2 separate regions of the Homo sapiens genome follow, and region 1 is linked to region 2. Evidence: chromatin loops called from intact Hi-C (ENCODE). Cell type or tissue: dorsolateral prefrontal cortex. All regions are shown on one strand.

Region 1 (8,000 bases), 110 kb before region 2:
AAACCTCTCCTGGGCAGGGGGCTTGCATTATGATGTCACCAGACTGCACTGTATCATAAAGACCCCCTGGAATCATTGGTCACCCAGGGTCTGGCCCTGTGCTAGCACCCAACTGTGAACAAGACCCAGAATCCACCTGTGAGGAGGGAGTCCAACTCTCTACAGTGTAGCCTGCCTCTGCTTTTTAGACCTTATCGAAAGGACATCAAGGAGCTTTTGGAGGACTTAAACAGGGATCAGATTGTCCCTTTAGTTGTGGTGTGGAGAAGTGATCAGAGGAGTGAGGCAGGCTGTCAGGCGGCCCTGCTGGCCTCGGTGATACAGGTGTCAGGCAGTGGCGGCCTTCGCCGGAGTGGTGGTCATGGAGATGGATTCTCCAGCTGTTCAGGCAGTGGAATTAGCAGTACCTGGCAGCTGGCTGAGGAATTTGGCAACGCCCTGTCCACACACTTTTGCTTCTAGGACTTCTGTATGTCTGTTACACCCACTATACTGCAAACTCCTCAAGAATGCCTTGCAAGCAGAGCTGTCTAATTCATCTGTGCATCGCCAGAGCCCAGCACCGTGCTGAGCACATAGTAGGAGCTCAATAAATGTTAGTTGCATACGTGAATAAACAAATATTTAAACTTCACCAAGCAGTAACTCCTAATACTCATTGAGTGCCAAGCTCCTCAAGAGAGTCAGGGTCTCATCTGTGCTTGGGAATGCTGGGTGTCAGCCTGTCTGCTGAGGTTTTGCCTGCTAAACTTTTCTTACCCATTGCTACCTACCTCCAGGAATCCTGTGGGATATAACGCAAAGGCTGGTAGCAGAGAGAGATGCTGAGACATAGAAAGAATCCAGGCTCAGCTGGACGCGGTGGCTCATGCCTGTAATCCCAGCACTTTGGGAGGCTGAGGCCGGCAGATCACGAGGTCAAGAGATGGAGACCATCCTGGCCAACATGGTGAAACCCTGTCTCTACTAAAAATACAAAAATTAGCTGGGTGTGGTGGTGCACACCTGTAGTCCCAGCTACTCGGGAGGCTGAGGCAGGAGAATGGCTTGAACCTGGGAGGCAGAGGTTGCAGTGAGCCGAGATCACACCACTGCACTCCAGCCTGGGTGACAGAGCGAGACTCTGTCTCAAAAAAAAGGAAAAAGAAGAAAGAATCCAGGCTCAGGCAAAAGAATGGTGGGTATGGTGCAGTAGACAACAGACAGAAGTGGCTACTCATGAGCTGTGTGAACTTGGGCAAGTTCCTAATTAATTTTGGCCTCTGTGCTGTCATCTGTAAAATGGGGCCCGGTGTCCCTACCTGGAAGGATTGTGTGAGATCAAAGCTGTGCATATAGAGAAGAGATTTTCAGTGAGTCTCTTTGGTAAGAGTCAGATCATTTCCATCGTACAGAGTGAACAACATTCAGAAGAAAAACTTGCCCTGAACTTGGGAGATTACCTATAAGTAAAAGATTAATATATTCTCTGAGATTTTATTAGTTTTTTTGGCGTGTGTAGGTGTTGGTGGGTGGTTAAAAAAAAATCCTGCTTCCCTAAGTAGACAGCACCGGATGCCCCAATTTCCACAAATAAAACCCTTCATTTCTTCCAGGTTTGAACAAAGGCTGCTTCCCTAGAGACAGCTCTGCTAATTTTTTTTTTTTTTGCAGACATTAGAACACTATTTAAAGAGTGTACATCTCCTAGTGAAGCAAATGATAAACTTTCCCACCTACAAAGTGTGAGATATTGGCAATGTAAAGATGTGAAGAGAGATACGGTACTATGGAGGGAGAGAAAGCCCTGTGTATGAGATATTTGCAACAGCATTGCAGATAGATAGATACATAGATATAATTTTTTAACATTTGGAATCAAAAGCAAACTTTATGGCTAATAGTCCCAGGAAGCTCACGCCTATAATCCCAGCACTTTGGGAGGCCAAGGAGGGTGGATCACCTGAAGTCAGGAGTTCAAGACCAGCCTGGCCAACATGGTGAAACCTCATCTCTACTAAAAATACAAAAATTAGGCAGGCATGGTAGTGGGCACCTGTAATCCCAGCTACTCGGAAGGCTGAGGCAGGAGAATTGCTTGAGCCCAGGAGGCAGAGGTTGCAGTGAGCCAAGATCGCACCACTGCACTCCAGCCTGGATGACAGAGCAAGACTCCGTCTCTAAATAAATAAATAAACAAACAAACAAACAAATACTAAAGTGTGGCACAGATAAAATCCTTGAGCCAGTGCTTCGAGCTGACAATCCTTACATGGACAACTCAATTACAACAGATTTGTTGTGCATCTATTACTGTGCAGCTGACATTGACCAAGAACTCACTATTTCCCAAGGATTGGGCCAAGTGCTTTGTATGTATTATCTAATTTAATCCTCTCAACAACTCTTCCAAGGAGATACGGTTATCATCCTGATTTTATTGATGAGGAAACAAAGGACAAAAAAGTTCAGTAATGTCCCCAAGGTCACATAAGTCATTAGGTTAGCCAAGAAGTAACTGGAGTCCAGGTGTTTTGCGGAAACCAAGTCTGATCTTTCTGCTCTGCAGCAGCAGCCTTTGAGGAGAATAGTTCAAGTTAGAAATTCACTAAGAAATACTTTCAGGCAATTGTTGGTCTTAGGTAAACAAGATCACAAGGGGCAAGTTTTCCCTATTAGGCCAGGAGCAAAAAGTCTCTCCATTGCCCTTTGCAGAAAGCTTTCTTCTGTGTGTGTGAAATGCTGGGGACATTTCTGCCTCTGACCCCTGAGCATCCCAAACACTGTGGCTGTGCTGGAAAAGTATGTATGTTTCCTGCTGTTCAAATTGATTTCAACATGTAGATTCCAAAACAAAGCAAAAACAAACAAAAAGCCTTTATCCAAGCCAGCAATAAGTCCAAATCCATCCTTGGTAGCCAGTGTCATCCAAAGAAGACCCCCACCAACTCTTCCCTTCCCACAGGGGCATGCTGCTCCTCACATGAAACAGGAGAATCTCTTTTCTCCTCCCTTGAAAGTGGGCTGTGATGCAAGACAGGTGAGCCCAAGAATTGGGGCTTAGCTTGGGAGGGTTCTTGGCTTCATCTAGGAAAGAATACAAGGGTGAGCTGGTGGTGTTAATCAGAAACTTTTATTGAAGCAGCAGTGTACAACAGCAGAAACAAAGGCATTGCTCCTTGCAGAGCAGGGCTACCCCATGGGCAGCATACCCAGAATAGTGGCTCAGAGGCAGTTCTGCAGTTGCGTTTATACTCACTTTTAATTATATTGCAAATTAAGGGACAGTTTGAGCAGAAATTTCTAGGAAAAGTATGGTAACCTCTGGATTGCTGGGTCATTGCCATGGAAGGGGGTGGTAACCTTCAGGTGTTGCCACAGCAATGGTAAACTCACATGGCAAACTGGTGGGGTGTCTTATGGGGAAGTGCTTCTGTCCCAACCTGTTTCAGCTAGTCCTCAGTTTGTTCCGGTATCTGAGCCCCACCTTCAGAGTTGAGTCCTGCTTCCTACCTCAGCTGGACTTAATGACTTGCTTGGCTAAGAGAATGTAGTGGATGCAATATTTGGGGGCCCCTGAGGCTGGGTCATAGGAAGCCTTGCAGCGTCTGTCCTAGCCTCTTAGAACACTTGCTCTGGTCACAGGCTTCTTCCATTTAATCAATCTGAGAGTGCCATGCTATGAGGAAGCCCAGTCAGTTGCATATGGGGTGACATAGGTCCCACCAGCCCCCAACTGCTTGAGCCATCTCAGCCCAGGAGCCAAGCAGGTGAGTGAAAAACCCACCTCGGACAAGAGCTCATCTTCAGCCCAGCTGAGCTTTTGGCCTGGCTGGAGCTACAGCCCCAGCTATCACCTGTATCACCTGACTGCAACAGCATGAGAGATCCCATACAAGAATTTCCCGGCAGAGCTCAGTCAACCCCCAAAATCCTTGGAGAAAATCCATTGCATAGTTTTAAGCTGCTCAGCTCTGTCATGCGGTACTAGCTAACTAGAGCACGATCCTCTCCTCTCCATCTCCACAGCATCTTGGTCCCGGCCATGGTCATCTCTCCCTTAGATGCCCTCCACCACCACCTACCTGTTTCCTTGTCCCCCATGGTGGTCTCCAACCTCACTCTCCAGGGTGATCTTAAAATGTCATTGGAGCATGTCACTCCCTGGCCTCCCCCTGCACATCTCTTGAAAATCAGCCTCCTTGCCGTGTTCACAGGGCTTGAGAAATTTTGACCCCTCATCTCATTAGCTCCCCGCTCCTCTTTCAAGCCACCTGTTCCTTTCAGTTCCTCAAAAGAGCTGCTTTTTGTGCAAACCTTATGACCCAAGAATTTCACTGGCGGTCTACACTCACCAGAAGTGTACAAATATCAGCTGGACGTGGTGGCTTATGCCTGTTAACCCCAGCACTTTGGGAGGCCGAGGTGGGTGGATCATTTGAGGTCAGGAGTTTGAGACCAGCCTGGCCAACATGGCGAAAACCTGTCTTCTATTAAAAATACAAAAATTAGTTGGGCATCATGATGCAGGCCTGTAATCCCAGGCCTGAGGCAGGAGGCTGAGGCAGGAGGATCGTTTGAACCTGGGAGGTTGAGGTTGTAGTGAGCCGAGATCACGCCACTGTACTCTAGCCTGGGTGACAGAGCGTGACTCCGTCTTGAAAAAAGAAAAAAAAAAGTGTACAAATATATTCCTTGAAAGATGTGTTCAGGAGTATTCATGGCAGTGTTATTCTCCATAGCCAACACAGCCCAAAGATCCATCAGGAGGAGGATGGGTAAATAATGGAATACGATTTATCAAGAGGAAAAGGAGAGAACAACACGGATGAGTCTCACAACTCTAACATGGGGTGAAAGCAGCCAGATACAAAATAATGCACAATGCAGAGTCCAGTTGAAAAAACGCTACAAAAATAACACAATCTGTGATGAGAAAAGTCAGGATAGTGGTTAGCCTGGGAGGGAGGTGGGAAATGGAAGGAGCGTAAGGAGTGCCTCTGGGGTGCCGGTCATGCTTTGTTTCTCATATGGGTCTGGTCGTACAAGCGTGTTATTCTCTAGGGGGTAGTTTGCCAATTGTACATTTTCTGGCTGGATGTTCAATAAGGTGTTAAAAAAAAAAAAAGTGCTGTCCTATCTCCTTCCAAATGACTTTCCTACACACACCTTCGAAATTCCTCCACCGGGAATTTACTGCTTTCTCTTAGTCTTCTTCTGGTTATTCAGATCCAGCTCAGCCCTCCCCTCCTCGGGGAGCCCTTCCTCTGTTGCATCAGTTAGTCTTGGCTGTGGGGCGATCATACCTACAAGCAAAGCACAGTGACTCAAAGCAGTCTCATTAATTAGCTCATGATTCTAAGGCTGGCAATTTGGGCAGTTCTTATGCTGCTGGGGAGGATAATGTGGACCAGTTTTGAGAAAGCAAGACACGAAGAAAGAGAATCCTGGTTCAGTGCCCATCTGGAAAGCTTCATTCATGCTGATCTGATTTAGTGCGTCGTTAAATTGTGTTTTATAAATGCATAAACACAGAATTGATAAGATTTGTTCTATAATCCCCGCTGAACACACATGTCAGTTACTGGGCTGGGAGCTGGGGACAGATTGATGGATAAGATTAATGCAGGAGGTGGGTATGGGTTCATTTGTTCCTTTTTTTATTCCTTTATTTGTTCATTCATTTCACCAGCCAACTTTAATGGAGGACCTAGCAAGTGCCAGGCAGCATTCTGAGCCCTGGAATCCGGTGATGAACATGACAGACAAGATTCCTGCCCCCAAGGAGCTGCACCTTAATAAGTCCCGCAATGAAGGAGACAGAACATAAACAGAGGAAAATACACAAGATGCCAGCTTGTGAGAAGTGCTAGCAAAAAAAGACACAAGTATGTCCAGAGAGTCTGAGGTGTATACAGGTATACAGAGTTCAATTCTTCTGGGGCAGATGGCAGGAAAACGTTCTAAAAATAAGTACCATGTTTTTAGTAGAAGCCATGTCAGAGGCTTGATGTGCATTTTTTCTAACTTGTACAACAAACCATGAGGTAAACAACATTTTCCTACTTTGTAGATGGGGAAACTGATGTTGAGAGAAGTTGAGTCACTTGTCCAAGGTCACACAGCAGGGTGAGGGTGGCCTCACACTGGTGTGTCCCAAAGGGCATCTGGTGTCCAGTGTTGTTCTCTTGGTAGAGGTGATGAGGCCTAATGAAGCCAAGAAAGATAAGTGGATGTTTTCCTGGTGGGCAATGGTCAAGGGAAGTGAAGGGAGCCCGGTGAGCAAAGCTGCTGTGTGTGAAACTGCCTGGTGTGGTCCAGGAGCTCAGTGTAGCCTGGGCCAAGCATATGAGCTGGGAGGGAAGGGTGGAGGGCCGGATCCAGAGGGAGAGTGGGTTCTTGGTTATGGAGCCACGGCAGGTGCGAGGCTGGGGAGGGACACTGGTAGGCTCCCGTTGAAACTCAGCCATCTAGAGCCCATTTTCCCGTAGGCCTCCAGCTCCTCAGCTGCAGGAAGGAGGCTGTATGGAGTTCAGAGCACAGGCTCTTCAATCGGACGGCACAGCCTGGATACGTGGTGGGCTTAGCAATTTGCTCTTGTGAGATACAATGCGATTTCTCAGTAAATTCTGCATCTCAGCTTTGGCTTCATCTGTGTCTGAGTCTCCATCTCATGCAGCTAGCTTATCATAGATCAGTACATTCACAGCATTTATTCGATCCTTTACAAAAACAACAGCCCGGGTTCAAATCCCAGCTCCACCACTTCCTCCCTGTGAGGCCCTGGGGAAGTAACATATCCACTCGGTACCTCTTGTAAAATGGAGGTGGCAGTGACTTTTATTTTTTATTTATTTATTTTTAGACAGAGTTTCACTCTGTCACTCAGGCTGGAGTGCAGTGGTATGATCTCAGCTCACTGCAACCTCCACCTCCCGAGTTCAAGTGATTCTCATGACTCAGCCTCCTGAGTAGCTGGGATCACAGGCATGTGCTACCACACCTGGCTAATTGTTTGTATTTTTAGTGGCAACGGGGTTTCGCCATGTTGGCTAGGCTGGTCTCGAACTCCTGTCCTTAAGCAATCTTCTTGCCTTGGCCTCCCAAAGTGCTGGGATTGCAGGCATGAGTCACCACGCCCAGATAGCAGTGATTTTTCAATGAAGTAATATACACGTGATGTGGAGAACTTTTCTGGCACAGAGTAGGCACGCAGCAGGGACCACGTGCTATCCTTGGGGGCATCTGACCAGTCCCTACAGGCCAGTGTCACTCCCAGGCAAGTGCAACTGTTTACTGAAGGCAGCATCGCTAGCGAAGGCAGGACCTGGAGAGGGCAGGATCCCCGGTGAAGTCAGGTCCTGAGTTTTCCAGTGAACTCAGTGCCTTCCATTCAGTGGGCGGCCGCTGGCCCAGATGGAGCCGGGGGTGGATTCTTGAGCTTGGTTCACCAAGAGAGGAGGGTACTGCACAATCTCGGGAGCCAACCACATTTTTTTTTTTTTTGTACAGCTCATTTCACCAATGAAAAGGCACTGGCAACATCTCCTATGCAGATTAGCCGCAGCCTCCGGTGCCGATTTAGCAAAGCCATGATTGACCAGATCCGAGGCTCGCTGCCCTGTGGAGCTGCTTCCTAATTATGTTACTTCAAGCACCCATCCCCAGGGTGCAGGTTAAAGTTAACCAGCACACTAATGTACATCAAGCAGTGTAGGCGGAGGCGCAGTTCTGAAGACAGTCACCAATACGCGGCAAATACCTATTGTGAGATCCATCACCTGCTGGATGGGCCTGCTCCCTCTACCACTCCCCTCCCACCTGCGCCTGGGTTGGGGAACTGGCCCCTTGCTAACTAGTCTAATCCCCTTCAGTTGGTCACAAGCCCTGTGGAGGTGGGAAGGAGACAGGACTGGGAAGGCAGTGAGGGAGGGCACGATGTGACTTCAGGGACAGCAGGAGCCTGAGTCTGGAGTTTGGGCTGCCCTAATTTGCTGTGTGACCTTGAAAGCCCCTTCCCC
Region 2 (8,000 bases):
GAAGACAGCACCTACTTGCTACCTGCCAGGCCTGTGGATGTGCATACGTGCATGCGTGCGCATAACCACACAGGCATACGCCACACTCCAACCCGTGAAGAATCACGCACACACCAAAGCTAAAGGAGGATTTCCCCCTTGGATGTGTCGTTGCTCCCTTCGCTCTCAGAAAGAAAAGCAGGACGGTGTCTGCAGAAGTCTCCCAGGTCCCCATTCACACAGCACTTGAGAACCTACTATGTGCCATGGTTACAACAGGAACTTTGCTACCAGGAGCTGAGTGGACTCGCATTTAAATTTGGAAGACTGCGGCTAAATGACTCACTGAAGGTCACACACGCTAATGGTGGAGCCTGGGTTTGAACCCAGAGTGTAAAGTGGTGGTTCTCAAAGTGTGGTCCCCAGGCCCCCAGCAGCAGCATCACCTGGGATCGTGTTAGAAATGCAGGTTCATGGGCCACCCTAAAACTGATGAATCGAAAACTCTGGAGGTGGGGTCCAGCAATCTATGTTTTATCAAGCTGTCCTATAAATGAGCCACAGATGGTCTCCGTGTAGTGGCCCCCATGTTGTTTACTTCTTCACAGTGGGCTGAGATCCGTTAGCTCAAAAGGCAGCAAGCACCAAAGTCAGATTTTTACACATCCAATTGTTTTAAACATAGCCCAAGTAAGCAGATTCTTTAGTCATTTAGGGCTTTCCGTCTTTGCATACCCCACCAAGCTGTGCCCAACGTCTTCTGGTCATAGACAAGATACACCTCAGGGCTACATGGATCACAAGTGGTGTGACCTTCAGAGCTCTCTGACCCAGAGATTCCCACTGTGCTACTGAGCAACATCAGCTGGACATGTGCGCTCTGGTCCCATCCCCCTCTCTCCACCCAAGCAGGATGTACAGTCTACAGGACAGGTCACTGCTCTTCTGTTCACTGATCTTGGCACAGTCAGAACTAAGGAAGGAAGGAAGGAAGGAAGGAAGGAAGGAAAGAAGGGAGGGAGGGAGGGAGGGTAGAGACAGCAATGAACGCTATGGCTGTGAACATACCACAGTAACACATTAATTACAGGTTGTAGGAACCTGAGGCTGTGCTGGAGGGCTGGTGTTAGCCAGCAAATGTCACTACTCAAAAACATTTAGTGTGCACTTACTATGTGCTAGGCACCATGGCTAGACACCAGGGGGACCAGACTTGACACCCACATGGATCCTGGCCTAGGGGCTGCATAGGTGGGGGCTTCCAACCAGAGAGAGGCTTAAAGTGCAGGAGCTAGAGTCGGTCTGGACACAAGGTCCTAGGTCCCCCGTCTCCCACCAGGACCCACCAGGCTGGCCTGTGTAGAGCACCTGTCCTTTCCTGATGATTTTCCCTTTCTCATGAGAAGTGTGTTTGTTATTCTAAACTGGGGGGTGTTGGGGGCAGGGCTTAAGTGATCAGAAGCATTTCTACTTTCATATACAACAGTTCACACGATCTTCAAAATAAGTTCATGAAGTAAATAAGGTTGCCATTAATAGTTCCATTTTAGGCTGGGTGCAGTGGCTCATGCCTGTAATCCCAGCACTTTGGGAGGCCGAAGAGGGTGGATCACCTGAGGTCAGGAGTTTGAGACTAGCCTGGCCAACATGGTGAAACCCCGTCTCTACTGAAAATACAAAAATTAGCCGGGTGTGGTAGCGCATGCCTGTAATCCCAGCTACTTGGGAGGCTGAGGCAGGAAAATTGCTTGAACCTGGGAGGCAGAGGTTGCAGTGAGCTGAGATTGTGCCATTGCACTCCAGCCTGTGTGACAGGAGACTCTGTCTCAAAGGAAAAAAAAAAAAAAGCTCCATTTTATAGATGGGGAAAGTGAACCCCAAGGGGCCAAACAACTCCCTCGAAGCCACAAAGCCAGTTGGTATTGGGCCCAGAGCCCAGCCTTGATTTTGTGACTGCCCTGCCCAGTCCATTGGTTACCCACTCTCCTATAGATGTTACTTATGACACCAGCCAGAGGCCAAGAAGAAATCACAGATTTCTAGGAAACACAGATTCCAAAGAATGAGAGATCTCAAGGAACTCAGAGCTCCTTGGATCAGAGCATGCCGGAGGAGGCTCGTGTCATTACGGGCCAATGCCTAGCAGGAAAACACAGCATTCATTCCCTTGGAAACAGTGGCACTAGGAGACACCGATTTACACTTGGCTTTTCCAGAAATGGGGAGACACCCCAGGCCCCAGGGAAGTCTTCTCCAAGTCACAACGTGGAAGTTTAACAACATGAGTTTTGGATTCAGAGGCCAGAGACCACTGAGGGGCTGAGGCCTTCCTTGAACAAGTCACTTCAGGCTTGCCCCTTCTGTTTCCTCGCGCTGAAAGTTGAGATTATACTGCCTCCTAGGTGTCACTGGGAGAGTTACAGGAGAGGCCCTAACCACAACTTAGCACAGTTCCTGGCACACACAGTGGATGGCCAATACATAGCATCTCGAGTAATAATCATACCTATTACTCATTGTTGTCGTTATTACTGCTGTTATTGTTATTGCTTCAGCCTGCAAAGACCCTGGGAGTGACTCTGAGCACGGCTCAGTAGGGTAAGTGGAAACACCTGCCTAGTAGAACTCAAAGGCACAATCCCTCCCTCTCCTGTCCCTACCGAGCCCCATAGACTCTCCATCACCAGGGTGGCCACACCGTCCAGTTTGCCCGCAACAACCCAGGTTTCCTGGGACAGTCCCGGTTCACACCTGCTGTCACAGCATAATCATTGGTAGCATCTTTGTCCACTCCCCAGCGTGTCCTGATTTAGGAGGGTGAACTCCAAGATCCCCTCTCTGCTATGTGCCTGTCCCAGCGGAGGACTCTGCACACCCTGCCAGCCTCCCCCCAAGCCTGGGGCTTCTTGAAATCAAGAATCCTGGGGCCCAGCACAGCGCAGCCCAGAGTTGATCCCCCATAAATGTTCTTTGGTCTTCCTGGAACCTTCCAGAAAGCCCACGAGTCTTGCCCCAGTGTCACGGGCCCACCAACCCTCCAGGCACCCTGCCTGCTAGCCGTGTGGAGCAGATGGCAGACACTGTACCTTTTGGAATCCAGTCGGCTCCCCTGGAGAACTTTGTGTCTGTTATTTTAGGGAAGGAGAGGAAAAGGGGGGAAAAAAATAAGTTAAGTGAGTGAAACTTAAATCCCAACAGAGCCTGTAATGGAATATTCGTTTTGTCAGGGGAGTGTTTCTTTAAAACTTCTGGTCATCTGGACAGCCTGAGCCAGCAGATGATTCGATTTAATGAGCTTTTTAACACACTTCAGGCCCAGCTGGGATTCTGTCTGGAAAGGCCGTGGCCAAGGCCGGCGGGGGCCATGGCCAACCTGGCTTGGGCTGGGCTGACACCTAGTGGCCGTCTCGGCTGCTCCCGGGCCAGGAAAGCCTGGGGCGCCCAGCTTGGGGCTGGGGTCTGAGGCTGAAAGGGCCCTTAAGGGCCAGCTCACCACCCTCCTCAGACTTAGGGACCTAGGAAACTTAATGTCCGTGCCTCAGTTTCCTCATTGGTTCACAGGGCATATAACAGCACCTCCTTTAAAGGGCTGTTATAAGGACATAGCATTGAGCAAAGGTTATGATCATTACTAGTTTTGCTATTATTATTATTATTATTATTATTATTATTATTATTATTATTATTTGGTGTGAGGAGACACAGGGGCCCCCGAAAAGGAAGGTGCTTGCTCAACTAAGACACAGGGCAAGTTAGAGACATGGGGCTGGACCCCAGGGCTCCTGATGCCACTCCAGTGCTTCCCCAGGTCACGCCTACAACACACGGGTGTGTCTGCAGGCTGGCTCTGCCACTGACCACCCACGCGGCCTCGGGCAAGGTTTTTCACTGCTTGGAGTCTCAGCTCCCCTCTGCAGTCTGGAGATACAATGACTTGAGCAGAGGGGAACCGTACAGACTGAATGGGACGGTGCACACAGGGCCCTCGGCTTGGGAGATAGGAAGCACTCCTTACACATTAATTATGAGGTCACTGCTGTCCTGACTGGGACTTCAGCCTCATGAGGTGGTTGGATGGCCAAATGGCGTCACCTAAGTGCCCAGAACCCATGAGTGTCCCTGTCCTCTGCCTGAGTGGTCACCACTGTCTGGTGTGTGAATGCACAGGGCAGGGTGGATGCAGGCTTAGCACTGTATCCCCAGGCAAATACGGCCCAGCTATAGTCCTGTCCCTGGAATCTGGGACCTGCACATCCTTGGCACCTACCAGCAGGTGGCCAGAGTCCTTCAGCTTGGACTTGTACAGCATCCACTGGTAGCGCAGATCTTCCAGCTCATCCGAGGTCCCCCTTGCTGGCCCGAGACGAAGGAGGTTCTCAAAGAGATGCTGACCTTCTGGCACCCGAGCCTCCAGCTCCTGGGGGAAACAGCAGCGTCATGGTGCGGCTTCCAAATGGCCCAGACAGCCCCACCTGAATGGTAAGGATGGGTCCATCAAATTTCACTTGACAGACAGGTAGGCAGGGAGGAGGCAGACAGAATCCATAAAGTGGGACTCCCATCTGTGCAATTCAAGCCAAGGCCTAGCCCTTGCTCTCAGGAATGCTACAGGATGGCCTCCTGCATGGAACGGGCAGCTGGGCTGCAGACCTCCAGTGGTCACTTCCAAATATGACATTCCAGGACCAAGTCCTCCAGAGGGCTTGACTAGAGTTCGCATCATTCTAAAAGCTGTCATTGTGAACATGTCTTTCTGTTAGCATTTTGAGCCTGGCAGAATGGTGTTTTAATGTGCAGATTTTTCTCAGGAAATAGAAGTACTGTGTTCCCTTGGGATGGAAACTTTTATTCTCAGGACTCCTGAGAGGTGGTGTGATGGGGCAGTAGGAGCGGGGCTATAAATCCGGGAGCCCAGTTTTAAATCCTGGCTTTGGATCCTGGCTCTGCCCCATTCTACTAGCATGTAATATGGGACACCTTGCTTAGCTTCTCAGAGCCCACAGGAATGTATGCTGTACAAAAAGCAAGGGGGTTTAACTTGAGGAACGGAAAGTCATTTCTGATATGGCTGGAGTTGGGTGGTGGTGCGGTGGGGGGAATGAGAGGAGTAGCCAGATATGAGACAGGAGAGGCAGGCAAGGAAGATTTCCAGGTAATGGCCAACTAGATAATTGGGACCAAACCTCCCACTAAGGACAAAATATTTAAAGCATTTTAAAGGCATAAAAGTATTAACAAAAGAATGTGAGGCACACCGGGCCACAACTTGGGAAAGAATGAAAACCCAGGGCAGTCAGTGCTGTGTTCAGATCTGCTTTTGCCCACAGAACATTTGCCAATTTGGAAGGAATAGCTGTAAAACATCTTTGCTTTTGGCAGCCTCACTGGGCTGGGGAGACAAAGGCCAAAGTCTGGGGCCTGCAGAGGTAGAGATTCTGATAGGGTTCATTCACCCTTTTGCTGAGCTCCTAAAGCCTTCACCCTATTAAAAATGAACCAGAAGTAAACCTGGACCTTGTGTAGACTTGCAGCCCAGTTCAAAGTCATCTTAGTAGACCAGGGAAACTCAAGCCTTGAACTTGGATTTAGTGGTCCCAGAATGAAAGGTCCCTACTCGCCTGGCAGTAGCAAATAAAATCAACTCTGGAGGAAAAGATTATCCTAAATCTTTTTTTTCTTTTTGAGACAGAGTTTCGCTCTTGTTGCCCAGGCTGGAGTGCAATGGCGCGATCTCGGCTCACCGCAACCTCTGCCTCCCAGGTTCAAGCAATTCTCCTGCCTTAGCCTCCCGAATAGCTGGGATTACAGGCATGCACCACCATGCCCAGCTAATTTTGTATTTTCAGTAGAAACGTGGTTTCTCCATGTTGAGGCTGGTCTCGAACTCCTGACCTCAGGTGATCCACCCGCCTCAGCCTCCCAAAGTGCGGGGATTACAGGCGTGAGCCACCGTGCCCTGCCTATCCTAAATCTTAAATCCCTCTTATACATATTTTGGCAAACACAATGTCTAGCACACAAAGCAGCCACATGAAGACACAAGAAACCAAGAGTAAGAACAGGCAGAAATAATATACAACAGAAACATTCATAAAATGCCTTGAGATGTTAGAATTATTAGATACAATCTGTAAAAAGCTATGTTTACTATGTTCAAATAATTAAAAGATAGGTTTAAAAATTTCAGCAAGTATCTGGAAGGTATGAAAAATGATAGAGTTTCAGTTAAGACAGGAGCTATAAAATAAGAAAAAAAAAAGATAAGAAAAATGATAGAGTAGATTATTAAAAGCACCAAATAGAAGTTCTAGAACTGATAACTGCAACAACCAAAGTTAAGAACTCAGTAGACACGTGTAACAGAAGATGAAACACAGCTAAAGAGAGAATTAGTAAACTGAAAGATGAATCAGAAAAACTATCCAGAATGCAAAACGAAGAGAGAAAAGGATGAAAAATACACAGGAGAGAGTAAGAGACATAAAGCACACAGTGAGAAGTAGTTACATATGTTTAAATGATATCACAGTAGGAGAGGAGAAAGGGAACAAGGCAGAGGTGATATTTTAAGAAAGATTGTTAGTAGAAAAAAATACAAGTAACAAGTTTGGGAATTAAGAGAAAAAAAAATAAGGTTAGAGAGTTTTCCAGAAAGATCCTAGACCACAGATTCGGGAGTTAAAATGAATCCCAACCCAGATAAATAAAAAGAAATTCAAACCTAAACATATCATGGTAAGATTGCATAAAAATAGGGAAACAGAAGTGAGCTAGGGCCTGGTTGAGAATGGCCTTGAATAATAAACTCAGGGGTTAAACTCTATAGTGAAAGGTTTTCATTAGGGGGAGGACAGGGTCATATTTGTTATTCTGGCTGCAGGATGAGCCATGACCTAGATGGGACCCAACAGGAAGAAAGGAGGATCAGCTGGGAGGCTACAGCCATAGTCAAGGCCAAAAATGGTAAGTGCCTAAATTAAGACAATGGTAGTGCGAGGGAAGAGAAACACAAAATATCTAGGAGGTGGAATCAAGGAGCTTTAGCAACTGATTAGATGTGGGAGTGAAGAAGACAGGAGAGAAGTAGTAGTTCAGTTGCAAAAATGGCTGTGACTTTCCCCATCTCCCTCCCCCCAGCCATATCCATACCCACTGCAATATGACTTTGCCATCCCTTCCATCAAGTAGTGGAGTCTCTTTCCCTTTCCTTGACTCTAGGCTGGTTTTGGCAAACAGAATGCAGGGGAATTAATGTTATGCTGGCTCCTAGTCTTGACCTCAAAAGTCCTTGCCTGCTGCTATTGCTCTTTTCTGCCCTGCCTCTGCTATGAGAAGTCCAAGCTGTGCCACAGGAGTATACGAGATGTGTAGTCCATGTCATTCTCATCTCTAATAGCCCACCAGCCCCTAGAAGTAGAGACACCCAACTGACCTACAACTGACAGCAGACGGACTGGAGGCACTGCCCGGTTGAGTTCAGCCTAACCTGCCATGCTTCTGAACCATGGGTTAAATACATAGTTATTGTTATCAGCCACAAACTGTTGGGATGGTGTGTCACACAGCAATAGCTAAGTGACAGGAGTCAAGTGATTAGTGGTGATATTTTCCAAGTAGGGAACTACATAAGCATGCTGAACACACGAATGAATGCCAGAAAAAGTTCTAAAATCTTTGAACCAAAAAAGTTTAAAAGCGATTATCTATACACAAGGGAGAACAGCTCACAAACTGTGGGTGTGTTCCTTCTTTTGAAGAACTCCCTGGTGGCAAATGCCTCTGTGGGTGCAAACCTTATGGATGAGGGACCTTTCCTGGGGAACAGACCTGCAGCTTCGATTTTCTGGTCCTCAAGTCCTCAGCTGTAGAAGTTCTCATTGCGATGATTCTAACCAGCTTGGAGTTTTCCACCTGCAACCACTGCCCAAAGTTCCTCAGGAGCTGGGAGAAATCTTCATGGCTCCCTTCTTCTTCCTGTAGAAGATTTGCCTGTAGGATCACACACGGCCAAAGCGTCAGAG

The links. Hi-C counts contacts between places; a loop is a spot of excess contacts. Peaks named below come from ENCODE experiments on the same cell type or tissue, not always from the same donor. Only the 100,000 strongest peaks of a DNase experiment are listed, where the experiment ranks them.
Region 1: a loop joins it to region 2, with 2.6 times the contacts of the local background. A loop is called at or near these places in 8 of 110 quality-filtered maps.

The regions. Positions count from the first base shown.
Region 1 is chr14:95,323,772-95,331,771 of GRCh38, forward strand. LINC02292 (long intergenic non-protein coding RNA 2292) reads left to right here and starts at 5,813. Exons shown (of 3, transcript NR_110127.1): 1 at 5,813-5,897. It overlaps LOC105370637 (a long non-coding RNA gene), which reads right to left and starts at 5,101. Exons shown (of 2, transcript XR_944171.3): 1 at 4,065-5,101; 2 at 2,398-3,066. RefSeq lists an enhancer at 4,099-4,168. In dorsolateral prefrontal cortex, no CTCF peak of the experiment used is centred here; no DNase peak of the experiment used is centred here.
Region 2 is chr14:95,429,014-95,437,013 of GRCh38, forward strand. It overlaps SYNE3 (spectrin repeat containing nuclear envelope family member 3), which reads right to left. Exons shown (of 18, transcript NM_152592.6): 15 at 7,807-7,968; 16 at 4,247-4,396; 17 at 3,066-3,104. Among named protein-coding and RNA genes, the nearest start is that of SYNE3-AS1, 83 kb to the right of the region's middle. RefSeq lists an enhancer at 2,461-2,600. In dorsolateral prefrontal cortex, CTCF peaks have their summits at 2,382, 3,365 (motif pointing left) and 3,568; a DNase peak (open chromatin) is centred at 3,358; H3K27ac peaks cover 944 bases.